2 separate regions of the Mus musculus genome follow, and region 2 is linked to region 1. The links are chromatin loops, found by intact Hi-C in ENCODE. Cell type or tissue: left cerebral cortex. All regions are shown on one strand. Links, peaks and the distances in the headings refer to the core of each region. The heading gives the core; the rest is flanking DNA.

Region 1 (9,405 bases), core at 3,167-5,666:
GGAATGCTTGCTCCTGGGAAACATCCTAAGCAGATTGGTAGTTCATGAGCACATGGAGAGGGAGAGTTAACCACTTCTACTGATGGGTTGAACCATGCTCCCCAGTGAAGGCTACACACTCAACAGTGTAGGGGAAGCAGAAACTGAACTTGATGTGAAATAACAAAAACTAGAAAACACACAACAGAGTGGGAGAGGTCACAGATTTGGGTGACGAGTGAACAGGGGATGACTTTGGAGATGTTGCAGGCAGAAATGAATGTAGAGAACATGTGTGAAATTCTCATGGAATTAATAACAATGAGGAAAAATAGAGGTAAGCATAAAATAGTAATACAAACATATTTGTAAAAAAAAAGGAGACAAGGAAAGTAAGATGTGTCTTTTGACATTAAGACCCAATTCAGTAGCCATATCTATAATGCTGGTATGACAGCTTGACTTCCACAAAAAATATCAAAAGAATAGACATGTTGGAAAGACACAGAAGTGAACTTGATAGACTCTGCATGGCTAATTCTGCAACAATTTAATGATAATATATTGAATAATTTTGAAGTACCATGAACCAGATATTGACTAGCACATGATGATAAAAACAGGTAACTGAATTTTAAAAATGAAGACAAGAAAGTTATTCCTTTTCATTTAATTCAGGTTAAAAAATAGAAAAAAAAATAGAAAAAGGAAATTAGCTCTTGAAAAAAGTCTAAGGCTGTATTAGTTGCAGAAAATATCTGACAGACGCTGAAATTAGGGAAGAATATTTTTAAAAGGTATTTACATAATCCCCAAGTAGCTTCCAATAAGGATATTAAATCATATCAACCAGAAAGGTTGTCTCTTTCTAGAAAGGAAACCTAGAAGACACAGCTGTAGTCACCCTACTAAGGCTAACATCAAGATTCAGAGTGAGTTTCAGAATATAAAATCAATGTACCTTCCACTCATGGTGTGCATGTGGGTGATACACACTTTTTCAGTTAGATTTTCACAGTTTTCCCTTTGTGATTTATATTAGGATCAGAAAACACTTGTCCTATAGGCATGAAGGAAAGATAAATACCATCGATTGTAAACAAGGACAGGAACTTGACAAGAGTGAAATGTAATGATGTCTACACTGAATTATTAGTACTAAAACAAACTGAATTGACCGTAAAAGTTTTAATGCAAAATTTGATGGTCTATAGATACCACTGACATATTCATGGATAGCTTGTGATCTCTTTTTATATACATAATTGCTTGTGTGTGTGTGTGTGTGTGTGTAAATGTACATCTATGGAGATATATTGATGAGCAGGGCTCTTCTTTGTGTTTACTCAAATTACATTTTAGTGCCTGGGTTATAAAGAGGAAAGACACAACGAAATAAAATAACTATAACATTATAAATCCTAATTTAAACAATTATAAGCATTTCTGGAACCGACAAGGAAGAGAGGAACCCAGTGACTGGAGTCCACTCATTCACAAACCTACATCATTCATTATGCTCTCTATGCATACAAGACATGTACAGCTTCTTTGGAGGGGTTATAATTTGAGTTTGTCTTTGAACTGTGGATAAATTCTTTCCAGGGAAGAATGGAGGAGATAGGACGGATTCACATGGAATCTTTGGTGACTACAGTCAGTGGTTACATTTGTGGGTAGATAAGACTTTCTGCAAGAAAAGCCTCATGATAAAGTTGCAAAGACATTTTGTTAAAGCACATTAAAGTGATCCTTAGTTTGACATGCAATTGGAGATTAAGAATAAGGATTATATATTTTTCTTTTAGATAAAATGTATGCTTGCCACTCTCTGGAGAAAAGTATAGTACCTCTGACAGTGTATGACCTGCAGGTCTCTCACTGGCTTGTCATGGCAGTGTTGGAGTTTGTAGGTGCTGTGCTGGGTAGGGGCATGACCCTTATAATTAACACCAGCTTATGAAATGCTGTAGAATTCACAATAGCACAATACTGAGCACTAGTGACAAAGACAAAGTCACGGGGTCGGGGGCAGGGGGGACTGCGCTAGGCATGTGTATACATACACAAGCACTATTCAACTATATTTACCTGTTTCTTGAACTGAAACACTCAGAATTGATGGTGATGTGAACAGGGTTTAGAATCCCAGGAATTATTATTATCAAGACCCTTTCAGGGCTAGCATTGAAAATAATGTAAAAATCAGAACCTGTTTGTGGGTTAAAATGTACAGCTATAAATTATTGCACTTTTTCCTTTGTTGGTTAAACAAAAATACTTTGAAAAGCCCAAGAAGGGTTTCTTTGACACCACCATGCAGAGGTTCTGGGATTAACGTTTTCTATTGTGTCTCAGGCTACATTTGCTCTTAGATGGCAGGGGGGGAATTGTTATTACCGGCTGAGTGAATGCCGCAGCTCTCTTTCTGATAGGGTTAATCAGAAAGGAATCAAGGCGCCAGCTTTGGGCTTCTGAATTAATGGTATCTTGAAGGAGATAAAAAGCCGCAGCAGTGAATTTATGAAGCCAAGTCTTCAAAATGACCCAGAACAGCTCATTGGTATAAGCCACAGATCTAATTGGCTAAAATCAAACAGGACCGGGAGTCTCAGTGCAGCTGGACCCGAGGCATGTTGTGGCATTGTAATAGGTAATAAGCCATATCACATGGAAAAGTCCTGGTCAGAAGAATCCCGGAGAATGTGTTACAAGAGAAGCAGGTTTTGGGGGCATTGCTGTGAGCCTTACTGCAGAGCCGGTGGTGTTTCTTTGAGACCGTGAACAGCTTTACTTGTTTTGCCTAGTTTAGTCCTCGAGTGACGCAGAAATCTAGAGGGAGGAATGTCTTTAGACAGTATATGGCAGGAAGGTTATTTTATACAGAGATGCAATGTGTTGCATAGAAACAGGGAGCCTTTCTTGAGCTACAGCTTTCTTTCCAGCTGCCCAATCAGCTAAGACAACAACTCTGTCCTCTGTCTGCCTATGCAAGATAGTTGGAACCCTCCTTCTCTCCACTTTTCTCTGATGTCTGGTGGTTTTATTTGTTTTGTTTTGTTTTTTGTTTTTTGTTTTTTTCAGGAAAAATCCTTGACTTTTGTCTTTTTCTACCCATGAGGCTGCCCACAGATAGGTTGTCTCTTATGCCAAAGCATGTGGAGCCTTCCGATTTTCAATCTTCCCCATAAACAAATGCTTTCTAACCATTTGAACTATTCTTTTATTCCTGGGAAACATTTTCCTTTAGCCTTACTGGCTGTAAAGAGTTTCCTGATCTGCTACACACACACACACACACACACACACACACACACACACACACACACACACACATACACACACACACACACAAACACATACACACACACATACACACACACACACACACACACACAGAGAGAGAGAGAGAGAGAGAGAGAGAGAGAGAGAAAGAGAGAGAGAGACAGGCATTTTTTTTATATTCTTACTTTAAAAAAATATAAATGTACTTGATTCTGTTCCTCCCATTGAATGTCTTCATTTGGTCAGCTCGGGGATTGACCCCAAGACCTCAAGCATGCTATGCAAGCATTGCCCCTTGTCCCCGTTTCTCTTGATATTCAAATCTTCACCTTTCAATGTCTATGCCAAACCTCGTTTTATGTAAGGCTTCTCCAGATCACATTGTCTCTGAATTCGCCACTCCATCCTCCAAACCAGACTTTCCTATTACGCTTCCAGTTACATATTTTAAGCAATGTGAAAACTGTTCATCTAAAATAGAATTCGAAGTCATGTTGGTACAGATCAATCTACCATATGTTAGGGAAAGAAAAAAAAATGTCAGATTTGTTTTAGTTTTCAAAGTCCAGCATATTAGCTAAAATGTTCCCCTACATAGCACAAGTCCCACAGGAAAAAAAAAAAATCCTGCTGCTTCTATAAGCCAGGTTGCAGATGCTGCACCAAGAGCTGACTGCCTCACGTCAGCTGCTATGCTTTTTATTACTCACAAAATATGCCTTCCCTTATTTTCTCCCCTTTATTTTTTTTTGGAGCTTCAGTAGATCATTTATTTCCACTAATGCACACTGATGGTAAACTTTCAAGAAGGAAAAAAAAATGTCCAAAAGGAGACAAATGGATAAATACCATGAATAGATTTTTTTAAGTTGTTTTTTTTTTTCCCAAAAAGTTTTTGCACCCTCCCTTACTAGGATATCTATGGTGATGTAGCTATATCTGGAATACATTTGGTGTCTCTGTGCCAAAAAGTACAGCTGCTCTCTTCAAATGCAACATTTGAATTTTCTGTCAGCTCAGGAATACTGACTATTAATCAGAGGGGAAAGGTATGCTGCAAAATTGCTGGAGAGCTCTTCATCATTCCAAAAATTTGTGTACTGGCAAATTTTTAGAATGGAAAATAGTAATACGGAGGCTCAGCGGCAGCAAGCTACATACAGTGGAGCAAAACCTCGTAAGGCGTAACCAACAGGTAGGTAAAGATACAAGGAAAGTGCTATAAATGCAGCTCCAGTTGTTCAAATGTACTTGCCCTAATTATGCCTGGGGATGGAAGTGTGCCCACAAGCCCATCTCCTGGAGGGAGGGGGCGTGTCTGTCTTATCTCTCATTCCCTGCCATGGAGAGAGCAGAACCCAGGGCACAGCCACTGCAGACGAAGCAGTTATTAGATTCCAGAATGAATGAATTCATGAATATATATGTTTTATTAGCAGCTATCCCCCTATTCTCCAATATTACTTGGGCAGGTTGAAATATAAGAAATGAGCATTACTTGGCTAATATAGAGTTAAATGGGCATGGACTATTTGACCACTCTGAGCCTTGGGTTATCAATTTCTAAATGAAAGGAAGGGCTTCCTGCTTGTACCAAAGGGTGGTTTGAAGACTGAATGGTGTTTTTCAGATGCATCTTACAAACACTAAGGTACTGTAATATACAATGCATCGTTTTAATAGAACGTTATTTGAGTAACGTTAAATTTATTCATGGTTGTTGACCTGATTATTTTTAATGGTTAAGTATATAAAAATCAGAACGCAGAGTAAGGTTTTACCAAGGCTGCCTCTTGGGATTCTCATATGAGGTTATACTTTCACAACTGTCGGAACAGATTATGCAGAAATTTAAAGATGCAGAATATTTGCTGGAGAAAAACACATGGCTCAGGGATGTGTTGCTAATTCTGATGGACTTTACCACACTTAGGTTGGCTTGCCCCGTCTCAGGACCAGGGAATGGCTGCAGGTAGAGTTGTGCATGGTGTCTGTGCTCTCCCTTGTCTTCTCAGTAACTGATTGTTTTCAGTACATGCTTTTCATGTTTTGATTAAAAATTCATTTTAGGAAGATTATGGATGTGGAATATTTTTTAGAATAGCTGCTGGCAACATTTAGTGGGGACAAATTATCCAATTTTCCCTTTGAATACTCCAAGAGAATGGCTTATTATTAGCAGCATTTCTCCCATTAGAATTTTAGTAGAGACAACTTTTTTAATTTTACAGGAGAGATACTTCCAGTACATTGTCTTCTGTTTTAAAGTCACGTTTGAGAATGTGCATGACCAAGACTCATTAATTCAAATAAAACTAGCTAATTATATACTTTTTCATAGGCGTTAGACTTTTTTTCCCTAAACAAAACAAGAGAAATCAAAATTCCTAATATTTGTTGTTTTGCTCTAAGTATAAAAGTTGTAAATCGCTCAAGTTCCTGTAAAGCAATCAGAACTGATCTGTCTTGATTCATGGCTCTTCACTCTTAGTCATGCAGCACATGCTAACCACTAAGTGACACACAGTAAAAACACCTGGTTACAAACCTCTGGGAGCCTAGGCCTTACTAGATGTGCAGTTTCACCTTTGAACAGAAGTATACTGTCTCTGCCTTTACTCCTGCATTTCTTTCCCACACCTATTGCATTATATTATTATTATTATTATTATTATTATTATTATTATTATTATTATTATTATTATTATTTTGAGAAAGGATCGTACTACGTAACCCTGTCTGGTTCTCTGTAAACCAGGCTGGCTTCAAACAAAGATCTACCTGCTTCTCTGTCCCAAGTGCTGGGATCAAAGGCATTTATTAATCACCACATCTGGATGTCCTTTTAAAAGGTATCTTAATGTGTCTGGTCACCTTTCTCCCCTATTTCATTTACTACAATGTCCTCCAATCTGAGGCCTAAACATAATGTTTTCACTTTTGGGACAAGTTTTAATTCTCTGAAGCCTTCATTGGCTCAGTGGCAGCACTCCCACCCCAGATTCTTTTTTTTTTTTTTAATTCAAAGAGATGTTAGAGAACATTTATTTCAACAGTCTGTAAATTTCCAATAAGAAGTTCCTTATCCCTGTGCCTTTATTTTCTTTTTTTTTCCATTTTTATTAGGTATTTAGCTCATTTACATTTCCAATGCTATACCAAAAGTCCCCCATACCCACCCACCCCCACTCACCTACCCACCCACTCCCCCTTTTTGGCCCTGGCGTTCCCCTGTACTGGGGCATATAAAGTTTGTGTGTCCAATGGGCCTCTCTTTCCAGTGATGGCCGACTAGGCCATCTTTTGATACATATGCAGTCAAGAGCTCCGGGGTACTGGTTAGTTCATAATGTTGTTCCACCTATAGGGTTGCAGATCCCTTTAGCTCCTTGGGTACTTTCTCTAGCTCCTCCATTGGGAGCCCTGTGATCCATCCATTAGCTGACTATGAGCATCCACTTCTGTGTTTGCTAGGCCCCGGCATAGTCTCACAAGAGACAGCTACATCTGGGTCCTTTCAATAAAATCTTGCTAGTGTATGCAATCCACCCCAGATTCTTAATAGTGAGTTCTACTTACACTCTTTCATACCAAGCTACCTGGATTTTCTTCTAAGTCAGATTTTCCTCTAAGCATTTAGTTGAAAAATAATTCCACTAAAACCAGGAACAAGACAAGGATGTCCACTTTCTCCATATTTATTCAATATTGTACTTGAAGTTTAGATAGAGAAATAAGACAACTAAAGGAAATGAAGTGGATACAAATTGGAAAAATATAATAAGTCAAAATATAATTATTTGCAGACAGTATACATAAATGACCTCCAAATTCTACCAGCAAACTCCTACAGCTAATAAATACCCTCAGGAAAGTGACTGAATAAGAAATTAATTAAAAAACAAAACAAAACAAAAACTGAAAAAAAAATTAGTAGCTCTCCTTTCTACAAAGACAAATTGAAGAACTTCTGTAAGGCAAAGGACACTGTCAATAGGACAAAACAGCGGCCTACAGAATGGGAAAAGATGTTCACCAACCCTTCATCCAACAGAGGCTTACTATTCAAAATAAATAAAGAACTCAAGAAACTAAACACCAACAAACCAAATAATACAATTAAAATTGGAGTACAGAGCTAAATAGAAGAATCTTGAATGGCCAAGAAACACATAAAGTAATGTTCAACATCTTTAACGATTAGAGAAATGCAAATCAAAATGACTGCAAGAGTCCGTCTTATATCCATCAGAATGTTTAAGATGAAATCTCAGGTGATAGCACAGGCTGGTGAGGATGTTGAGCAAGGGGAACACTCCTCCATTGCTAGTGGCAGCCCACACTTGTATAACCAGTTTGGAAATCAATATAGTGGTTCTTCAGAAAACTGGGAATTGATCTACCTCAAGACCCATCTATACCACTCCTGGTCATTTAGATCTAAGATGCTCTATCATACCATAAGGACACTTGTCCAACTATGTTCATAGCTGCTTTATCCATAATAGTCAGAAGCTAAGTCTCCCCAAAATGGAGTTATGGAGCCTGAACAGGCAATCTACTGCAACTAGAAAAATCTTCCAGTGAAAGGATTGGGATTGCAATCTGGTCCCTCGAACTTGGATCTACAATTTGTTCTGCCTACAAGTTGTGCTTGGGGTAAAGGTGGTTCCAAAATTGAGTGAGTGGTCAACCAATGACTGGTCTAACTTGAGATGTCATGAGAGGAATCCAACCTCTGACTCTATGTGGAAGGCTATGAACCAGAGCCTGAATACTCTGGAGATCAAGGATAGAACCAAATAGGACTGAAAAGAAAAAGTCATTCCTAATGATTCCTAATGAAGTGATTCCTATTGATTCTTTGCTATACTCATCCAGTATGATCATCATCAGCAACTGATGGGAGCAGATACAGAGACCCACACCCAAACATTAGGTAGAGCTTGGCGAATCCTGCAGCGAAGGGTGAAGAGGGATTGTAGGAGTCAGAGGAGTCAAGGACACCACAAGAAACCCCACAGAACCAACTAATTAGGGCTCAGGGATTGAAATGACAATCAGGGATCCTGCATGTGTCTCACTCATTTACATATATGTTACACTTGTGAAGCTTGGTCTTTTTGTAGGACCCCTAACAGTGGGAGTACAGGTGGTCTCTGACTCTTGTACATGCTTTGGGGTTGCTTTTACTCCTACTTGGTTACTTCCTTCAGCCTCAGTATGAGGGTAGGTTTCTAGTCTTATTGCAAGCTAATCAGCTTGCAATGTTGCCATGTTCGGTTGATATTCCTAGAGTCCTGACTCTTCTGAAGAGGGAAAAAAAAGAGGAGGGGATCTGGAGGAAAAGTAAGATGGGGTACTGGGAAGAGAGGAGGGAGGGGTAACTGGGCATGGGATGTAATATATTAGAGAATAATGATGATGATAATAAACAATATTACTTAAAATACATAGAGCATCTGAATTCTTCCCCACATATTAAAGTCATTTTCAACCAGAAAATTTAATTTTAATCAGAATCATTTTAGTCAGAAAATCTAATCATCAGCTAAAACTGCCACTTTGCGAAAAGGTGTCATGTGTTTCCATCAATTCCTTAGACACCAGGCCACATTCTTCATCACTAGCCTGCGAAATACCAGGTACAAGGACATCAATGGGAAGACAATGCCACAAGGAACACCGTTAGATTGTTTGGGCTCATTTTCTGTAACTTCCCTGCTCTGAGCCACCCCACCCTCACCCCCGCTGCCTTGCCAGACTTCAGAACTAATGTGTTTCTCAGAGCACATATGATCTTCAGACCACATGTAATCCCCAGATCATGTGTGAACTTCAGAGTATGTGTGGCCCTAAAATCATGTGTGCTCCTCAGATCATGCCACGTTCCTTACAGACCTCACTGCCTTTGTGCATGGTTTGCTCATCTTATGATGATGTCGACTCATTCCTTACTTGATAAAACTTTCATTCTCAAAATTCCCATGTAAGATTTACTACTCTTCAGACCCTTCATGACCAACCTGAGAGCAGCACAAAGCTGCTCCAGTTTCTGTACTCCCCTGATGCTCTGCATATTTTCAACAATTTTCACAACTTAACATCCACCCCCACCAACAGGGTTTATCATGACTCAGC
Region 2 (9,405 bases), core at 4,551-7,050, 190 kb after region 1:
GTTAACATTCAAGTTGCTGTGTCTTCATTGGATACATATTCCCTTGTAGCTATATAACCCATGACCTCTAAAGCCTGAAATAATACCTTCACTTAGACTCAAATATTTCTTCTTTCAGGAAGAAGCCACTGGGATGTCTTTACTATTTGCCACCCACTCAAGATGGATGGAGACAATATCTATATAATAAACACATACAGTCCTAACTCCCTGTGCGGGACTATATATCCCAATGGCCTCAGAACCTGGTCTTTCAAATGCTGGAAGGTAGATTGATTAAGCTTAACTAGATGTGAACTTTCACAAAGTGGATTTCACAAATTCTTTATTCTCTATTTTAGTAATTATAATTTGGACTGCAGACTCAGTTCCTCTCCATGAGCCCCACTTGTCATTTCTCATCTGATTTTAGAGGATTCATTATCACCAGCCTTTCCCCTCTCCCACTGTCATTTGGGTTTGGTTTGCATTAACCTTACATTTATGGTGTTAAAAACTGTTGAGAGCTTTCTCTATTTTTATCTCCATTCTTTTCAATAGAAAGAATCATTCTGTGCTGACTGAATGTTCCTTAAGCTGGTGATGCTTTGTTTCTGTGATATCAGAATAGGAAAAGAGCCTGGAACCCAGAAGAGTGTTTATTACGATTGTGTCAATGTGTAAAACATGGCAACACTAATATAGCACACTAATGACTCTAACAGGTAAGTTTAATCTTACATTTATGGGACTCACTTTCTATGGTACATACAGAGATAACATGTACTCCAAACTGGAGAACCCATCTTTCCCCTTGCCCTGACTATTGATCATGTACACTCTCTAGCTCCTCAGCTTTTTATTCATTTAGCACCCAGTGTTTTGAATACCCCCAGTCTTGGTTGTGGGTCCTCTACCAGAGGGGCTGGAAGGATTACATGCAGGGAGCGAGGGGCATGTTAGCCAGAGGGACCACCATTGTTGCTCTCTGCTAAGTGACACATGTCACCTTCCTGACACGATCATCCACTTCAGCTCCAAATGCCAAGCTGCACAGACCTCCTAGAGAACTTCAGGCCTTAATCAATGTCTAAAAGCTATTTGTACTTTGGTTCTGAAACTGAACAAGTTGCAAAAATTAAAAAAATTGTTAGAAAAACACAAAACAAATGCTTTTCAAATCCTTTTCATTTATTGTAATCCAGAGGAACGTTTCTGGAAAATTAAATAGAATCAGAACATGTTGTTTTTACCTCCTAAGTAAAAACATCCAGCAAGACTGAATAGTGCCCCTGATAATGTTGGATTTGCATTATCTATTGTTATAAGTTGGATGTATAACTTCAGCAAGTGATATCCTTCCCTTAAGACTACTGTGTATTCCTCATTCCTGAATGTAGGGATTTGTTGTGCATTGTATCCTTTCAGGATTGGCTAGAGCAATTTGAAAACTTACCTTCTAATGGTTAAGTGTTGTGAGGCAATGAAGCCACACAAACAAGAAATTTTTATAACACCTGTTAAGCCCAAAGCACAACCCCAATAATTATGTTAATATTTGCATGTTATTTCTGGATATGCACTTGTTCTGTACAACTTTATATCCTCCATTTGTTTTGATAATATGACCCAAATGACAATGTATATACTAGAATATAATGTAATACACAATATTACAATGCTCGTTTAGTTAATATCTAACTTCAAATACTACAAGGCTTCAGAACCAGTGGTCTGTAACAGAAACTGGCCAATCATTATTGCTAAGTTTTTTTCTTAAGTACAGAACAAGTATGAACTTGTACTTATCAAGGTGGGTTGTAATATATTCAACAATCCTAAGGAATTTCAAAAGTATAGTTGCAATGTTAACTATCTAATCCTCATTCGAGACAAGTATATTCCACATTATCTGACTTTCTTTTTGCTTCCATTTCTTCATCTACAAAATGAGTCAGTGACTATGCTTACCTTCTGGTCTTTATAAGGCATATAGGCTAGGACAGGCTATAGTAAAGGCTAGTACAGAGTCAGTACATTAAAAAGCACCATGTAGTTGTTATCTGTTATTTCCATGAAAAAAAGCAACATTGTGAGGCCACAGAAATCACCTGGCAGTTGCTCTATAATGATTGTTCACTGCGAATACCACCTAATAGACAAGCAGGCAGTAGGTACCACCTTGCCCGTTTTAGAGAAGGAGAAACTGACTAGAGGTTCAAGCAAAGTCCTCAATAGCTGCAGTTCGTGTTACTAACACGGAAGTCATACGTATTTCCTTATGAATTTTCAGGGGCATCTTCCCTTCAAACACCCCTCCCCTTCTCCACTGATCATCTCTGGTTCATACTGAATGTAAGCGTCTACCCCGGTCAGGAACAATCCTTCTGTCCCAGCTGTACCCCTGCACTCCCATTAAGGTGATGGCTTCACTTGTAGTTTCTATGGCAATAAAACTTCTCATTATATTACTGAATTGAGACATAGTGTTCTAGGTACTGACAATGTTCTTTGAGGCAATAAAGGAATGTACTTGAGCTTCAGAACTTATTTATCATAATCCGGGTACAAGAAATAAAACTGCCTCCTAGAGACTAGGTATATTGCTTCATAACATCACTTAGTCCAGGAAGCATGTTTTTATAGTGGCTTGTTTTTCTGTTGGAAGGATACATTTAAAAACCGTGCTCCTGGGCTTAGGGACAGAGTCCATCAATGCAATGATCTACTGCACAGCCAAAGGATCTGGGTTTGAATCTTCAGATCCCCATAAAAGCTTGGCATGTCCACAGGTGCCAGCACTTGGCGGGAGGGGGTGGATACAGATGCCAGGAGCTCACTGCTAAGCCTGCTTAGCTGAAAGGTGGAACTGAATATTCAGAGAGGGATGCTGAGTTAGGAGCCTATGATAAGAGACACCTGAAATTTTCCTCTGGTTTCTGTATTTACACCTCTAAACACATTTAACAGTACTTGTACATATGTGCATATGTGTGTGTGTGTGTGTGTGTGTGTGTGCATGTGTGTATGAAAGAGAGAGACAAGACAAGACAGACAGACAGACAGACAGACAGAGAGTGCACATACATGTGCCTGACTTCTATTTTACTTCCTTCCAATTTATACTCAATGAAACTTTCCACATATTTATTTCTCTGGAGTCACAAGGACTCACAGAAAATGCATGATACTCTATAGAAGGCAAGAGTCCTTAAAGTAATAGATTGTTGATTCAGTGTCTTTGGGAGAATATTATGATGCTATCTTTCAGTTGAGAAGAAAAATAAATAAATAAAACCAGCAACTACAACCACCTACAGCTAAGTAAACTGTGCTTTGAGCAAGTACCTCCAAAGAGTATGATGAATTAAGGCAGTGCACAAGAACGCCTAATATAATATATTCCTGCTGTGAAGATCCAGCTTGTCAGAACCCAGTGAAATGAAGAGGCTTGTACTGTCTGTCCTCAGAGGACTAAAGCTGGCATTGTTCAACTTGATCTACTTCAAAGAGCCTACAGAGCATCTGGCTTCTGAATCCCTGCCACTCCAGAGCTGAAATCTCCAGGGATTTTAATTTCTGAATTTATTTTTAGGGAATCAGAAGTACATTATGTCTGACACATCCATTTTCTCTAGGCAGGGTGGTACTTGTAAAGTAGAGACATGTGATTTGTAATTAGGGCATTTGGGTACAGTGTGCTCGGGGCAGCTCCTCAAAACACGTGTTCCACTCATGCAGGGCCCTGTTGCATGAGAGGACAAAGATTTCCTTCCTCGATAATTTGGGTTTAAGAATAGGAGAAAGAACTTAAGTTACTAATACATTTGGAAAGCAGCCCCACATCTTTAATATTCCTAGCTGTATTGGGAATCACAAGAGACATTGACTGGAGACTTTTACTTTAAAGGATCTAAACACTATACTTGTGCCTCTTCACACCTTATAGTGTGAGATGTGAATCGTTTGTGTTTGCTTACTAGGTGAGAAAAAAAGTCTTGACTTTGCACTTAAAATCCCACTCTGTATTGCTAGGTTGAGTAATTCTTTGGAAGTACAAGATCAGAACAGACGCTTGACAGAGTGGGAAACAAATGAACTCCAATCCCACAGTCTGCTAGCATCGCTCTGGCCTCTGGCACTCACATCCCACACGTCCTAGCCAGTCCCTTCCTGCTGCTGAGACCTCATGGGCTGATTTATGAGTCTCATAGTTTGGAAGGTGCATCTATGATGTGATTAATTTTGGTTTAATGTTCCTTGGTCTGGCCCCCTTGTCTCCTTGACTGTTACAACTTCCTGGGCAATTTCTTTTTCCTTCTAGTGGGAAGCATTGGTTATTCTGGGCAAATGTTTTGTCCTGATGGAGTAGAGCAAAATTTGTTTTTCCTGTGCTAATAGACTCTGCTGTATTTATCTGGCTAAACCTCGGACCCAGTGCAGGAGTCTCCTTCAGATGAACAAAGGGACAATCCAGTGGCACAATGCAGGGTTTATAAGTAGATCTCCAGCTTAGAATCCCAGGTAACCACTGACTGTATGGGACAACATGTTTGGATTACATATCGCTTTTTCCTAGCTGCTGGTCTGGAAAAGTAGAGCTTGTTCTTTGGTATTATGATGAAAAAATCTGTAAATGAAGACATACAGAATCATCCCAAATAGCATGTGGGTCATAGAAAACAAAGGTAACCTATCTCCTCAGCTTTCCCAGAATTCCATAGTTTAAAAGCATCAGGGAAAGGGGGGCATTTAAAAAATAATTCTGACTAAATACATTTTACTTATTCCCACAAATTCATTTTCAGCTTACTTTGTATCCCCACAAGCCTCCCATACCCTTGGTGGCTTTCTTAAAACTATCAAGGCCGTCATTCTGTTAGAGTTCTGCAGGTGAGGATATTGGGGTGCTTCAGCCTGGGAGCTAAATGGTGCCTCCTTTCAATCCACTTGCACCACCCGAGCAGGTAATAGAAGAGGCTCCTGCACCTCACAGCCTGTTCGTGACAGAAAATGTCAGTAAAACTTTTGATGTCCACCCAGGGCTAAGATGGACATTTTAGCACTGACTTCAAACCTACAGGTGAGCCTTCCCAGGCTTCCTCTCGCCTAAAGAGAGCAAATATGCATAACATTCTTACTTTATTCACCCTTTCCAGCATTAAGGATCATACATCCAGGAAATCTGGGATATTATGTAAAGACCAAATCTAAGAATACTAGGATAGAAGAAGAGAAAAAACCCACACGTTCTTTACATTCCATTACTTTATCTAATTACCTCTCTGCCTCTCTGCAAAAAGTAAATTTTATATGCCCCATCCTAGACTCTTAAAAATCAAGGGACCAAGGGACAAAGCAAAAGAGGCCAGGCCAGTACTTGAGGACTTTAGGGGAAGGGGTCAGAGTGGATCACAGGCATGCCTAGGTAGAGGTTGGTCCAGTGCATAGCTGAATCTCACAGCTTGAATTCAAAGGAGCTGGGATCAAGTGCCAGTCAACTGGCCTTAGCTACAAAGCACTGGCTCCCTGTCTGTTACCCAAAAATGATAAAAATTCCCAACCCCAGTGCCACTGTGACAGAACGGATTGAGGCTTTCAGGGTGCAAGAGCAGGTTGGCTTGCTTGGGTTTGCTGTAAAGCAACACTTCCTGCAGAAGGTGAACTCTCAGTAGCCCTTCCAACACTAACTCCCACACATGGTGATCTGAATGTACGTTTTCATACTTTCTGTAGTAGCACTCACCAGTGAACACAGGAAAGGGCTTCAGTGAGTGGTGAGCTGAGGTGTGGGGTACTGGGCTATGCACGGACAGTCTGGTCTCCAGTCCACCTGAGGTCTGAACCTCAGAGTGGCAATAATTCACCTACATGGCATGGTAGAGTAGGCGTTCCCTCATGCTCCTGGAACTCTGGCTCCTGTCAAAGTTACCGCCCACACAGCACCCCCCCCGCCCCCCCAGGAGAAGCATGGTTAGTAGTCACTTAGGCAATGTCTCAAGCTTCTGACCGTCAGGCTAGACTCCTCCCCAGTTACCTAGCAACAGCAAAGATAGCAGCATACTTTAAGAGGGGCTGTTTGGCCCCTCCTCACTCTCTCACTCCTCTTGCTCTTACTCCTCTTACTCCCTTTACTTTCCTCTCTCCTTCCCTCTCTCCTCTCACTCTATGCCCCCCTCTCCCTCTTACTCTCTAGCCTTCTCTTTCTCTCTTCCCCTTCTCTCCTCTTGGACATGGCCAGTCTCTTTTTTCTCTTTCCACCTTTTCTCTTCCCCCCTGCCTTTCTACAATAAAGCTCTAAAACCATAGACTGTCTCTGTTCATCAAAGCCTGCTGCACTTGGATGATGGGATAGGCTTTCTTCTAATGAGCCATTTCTAATCTCCCCATGGAAGGAAGGCCTTCCTGTGCTCCAGTCAAGGCCTGCTGCGCATACTCTTGCCTGTGTGGGAACCTTTCTCCCTAAGCCCTCTCTCCCATAACCCTGGGGCTATAGGGTGTCATACTGAGGACCCCTGGTTTCAGGAGCTACCCCTTGTCCACCCCCTATCGAGTGAGGTCAGTGGCTTAGATGCCCACCCGGGGCCGAGTAGAAAGTGTTTGGTAGCCCTCCCGAGTTCACCTGCCCAGATGGCCAGATGTGGGCTATCCTCTCTCCCCCTTCTTCCTTTGCCCCCTTTTAGTTCCCACACTGAGGTATAATGAGCTGTAGAAGGGACTTGAATATCGATTTTTGTTTACATTTTGAGGGGCCACAGTCTAGATCTTCCATTCTTACGGCTAAAGATGTCAACTGAATTGTAAACCCATGCAATTGAATATATCCATAGTGAAGAAATCTATGTCTTTTCTGAAGTACACACTGAGGCGCTCCTGCTGTGGCATTAGTTGGTCTCTAAGTAATGAAATTTCCAAATATATGCTCTTAAAGTTGAGATCCTATCTATTGCTGTCCTCTAATTCTATATTGCCCTATACTTTTCTGCCAAGCATTTTATTTTGCATTTCATCTATATCCATTGCTTGGGTTTATTTTGTTTATCAGACTTGATGCTTGTTTTTTAATATACTCATTAGTAACTCATTTCATCCACTGGAGTGTTCATGCCTCAAGCCTCTCTTTGACTTTCCCCCATCCCTGGAGAGCAGAAGAGGGTGAAGAGAATTTCCAGCTGCAAAGTGGAACCAGGAGTTTCCTGAATTGGGACAAGACCCAGGTCCTCTTTGCTCCTTCCTAGAATGCTATTCCAAGGTTGCATTTGTATGTATGGAGTAATTTGCATGCTGTGTGTTTTGGAAACTGTGTAAGGAAGGAAAAATGGTCATGTCTGCCTCCTCAGCTCATACTAACTATATTCTGGGACATTGGCAAGTATGCTTCTGGTACTGGTATCAGCTTTGGAGTCTATCAACAAATCAAATAATCTTCTGATTTTATATGGCACATTTCAACCCCTAACATGATTACCATATGGAAATATTAATTTCTCTTTGATGACTGAATGACTTCTATTATAACATGAACCTAGGCATGGGCTTTTATAGATACTTTCTTGGGTAGGGCCCAGGTTTTTATTAAACTAATCAACTTCTAAAGAGAACTTCATGAGAGCTGCAATTTAGCCCAGCTCCGATGAGCCACATTTTTTCACATGACTTTCTATCCTGTCTGTGTCAGCTCAGGATATGGGTAGTGTGAAGGTAAATATGAAATTGTTCCAGTGAATGATGCAGTTTTCACCGAGGACCCTCTAGTAAAGGACACTGATCCACGTGATGAGTTTGTCTTTCCAAATCTTTTTCAATTTTGTTGTTACATTAAGAAAAATATAGTTTAGAGCTCTCTTTTTATTACTGGAAAATATTATTTTTGCAACACCCAGTGTCTCTTAGAGCCTTTAGCAGGAAAGACTGCAAGGAATTTATAATCCTTGTTTTATGTCAGTTGTATTTATTTGAATTTGTAGCTTTATCACATTGCTTCTTAAGAAATAAATATTTTAAGACAATTGAAAAGTCAGTTACTTTAAAATTCATACTTAGAAGAGTACCAATTTTAAAATGAGGTGGAATACCTCTAATTTATAAAATGCTTTAATAGAAACTTCCCAAGTATTGCTATTATATTGTCTCTGCTGAGCAAGAGGAGAGGTATACTGGTCAGATCGAGAGGGAGGATTAGGTAACTGGAATCAGAATTTTAGGAGGCAGAGGAGGGCCACCTGTAATTCTTGTACTTAACTGGCCAAGGCAGAAGGATCCTGAGTTTGAGGCCAGCCTGAGCTACAAAGTAAGACCTTGTCTAAAGAAAGAATAAGTTAATTTTTAAAATATGAAGAGGAACAGGTAGCATCATGAAGAAGAAGCAGGAGTTAGGCTTCCAGATGTACAGCAAGAAGATAGCATGAAAGTCGCTTTGGAGTGGGGAGAGGCAGAGGCAAGCAAGGCAGATACCTCAGGCATGGCATGAAGGTTTTTCCAAAGAACATGCCTAGAGTGACTGTGTATACATGTTCTTTCCCAATCAAAATGAATGCTAAACAATAATAATAATAAAAACTAAACATAAAATTTAAATTACTCATAATTCATCACATCAAACTATTAGCTACTGTTAAGGTTTTATTCGGACTAATTAACAGAGATAGTGATACCTTAAAAAATATCTTTCTTCCCATGAATGTATTACAGATTTTTCTCTGCTGACAAATTTAACTTCTTTTTTTCCCTACATGCAGTTCCCTAAAATAAATCTGAAATTAGGAGTCACTTGGCATAAGTTCATAGTTGTTGAGTGACTCATATGTCTCTGAAAAAAAGAGAACTTTATCAATATAATCACATAAATAACATGTTTAAAAATACTATTTTTCTTCATCTTTATATTTTTGAAAAATGGTGATTACATAATTGATATTTAATAATATTAATTCTAAGTGTTTACATGTTATTTCATGTCAGAAAGCCAAACTTCAACATCTCCTTCTTTTGATCAATTCAATCATTTTAGCAAGTCAACCATGAAATACATTTATAGTTCTATAGAACTTTCTGAGTAGAGAATCAATAATGAAGCTTTCTTAGATAGTAGTGTAGAAAATTCAAACTTTATATTAAACACTGGGTTTATCTTTTAGAAGAAACTAAAGCATTTGACCGTAAATGCCTTGACTGAGCACATTGAAACAACTCCACCTGGATGGACATACAGGTTTATTTCAGTAATTATCAGCTTTCAGTGGTGCCCCTGTAGCTGAGTCTGCATGATGCTATCATTTGTTAGAAAGATGATCTACTTTCTTACAGAATTTCAGGAGTGGATTGTTCAAGAAATACTATTTGGGGCTATTATATATTTGGAGATTCGAGTGTGACTGTCATGTTTACTTGATGCTGGGGATTACATTTTTGTGGGATACAAAGACA

What was found. Hi-C counts contacts between places; a loop is a spot of excess contacts. Peaks named below come from ENCODE experiments on the same cell type or tissue, not always from the same donor. Only the 100,000 strongest peaks of a DNase experiment are listed, where the experiment ranks them.
Region 2: a loop joins it to region 1, with 6 times the contacts of the local background. A loop is called at or near these places in 2 of 42 quality-filtered maps.

Annotation. Positions count from the first base shown.
Region 1 is chr5:19,740,409-19,749,813 of GRCm38, reverse strand. The region is part of intron 2 of Magi2 (membrane associated guanylate kinase, WW and PDZ domain containing 2); the gene reads right to left. Gm52766 (a long non-coding RNA gene) reads left to right here and starts at 4,281. Exons shown (of 3, transcript XR_003955726.1): 1 at 4,281-4,459. In left cerebral cortex, for the core only: no CTCF peak of the experiment used is centred there; DNase peaks (open chromatin) are centred at 3,702, 4,262 and 4,515; H3K4me3 peaks cover 199 bases; H3K27ac peaks cover 1,621 bases.
Region 2 is chr5:19,547,836-19,557,240 of GRCm38, reverse strand. All of the region lies in intron 1 of Magi2 (membrane associated guanylate kinase, WW and PDZ domain containing 2), which reads right to left. Among named protein-coding and RNA genes, the nearest start is that of Gm25335, 37 kb to the right of the region's middle. In left cerebral cortex, for the core only: no CTCF peak of the experiment used is centred there; DNase peaks (open chromatin) are centred at 4,988 and 5,600; H3K27ac peaks cover 83 bases.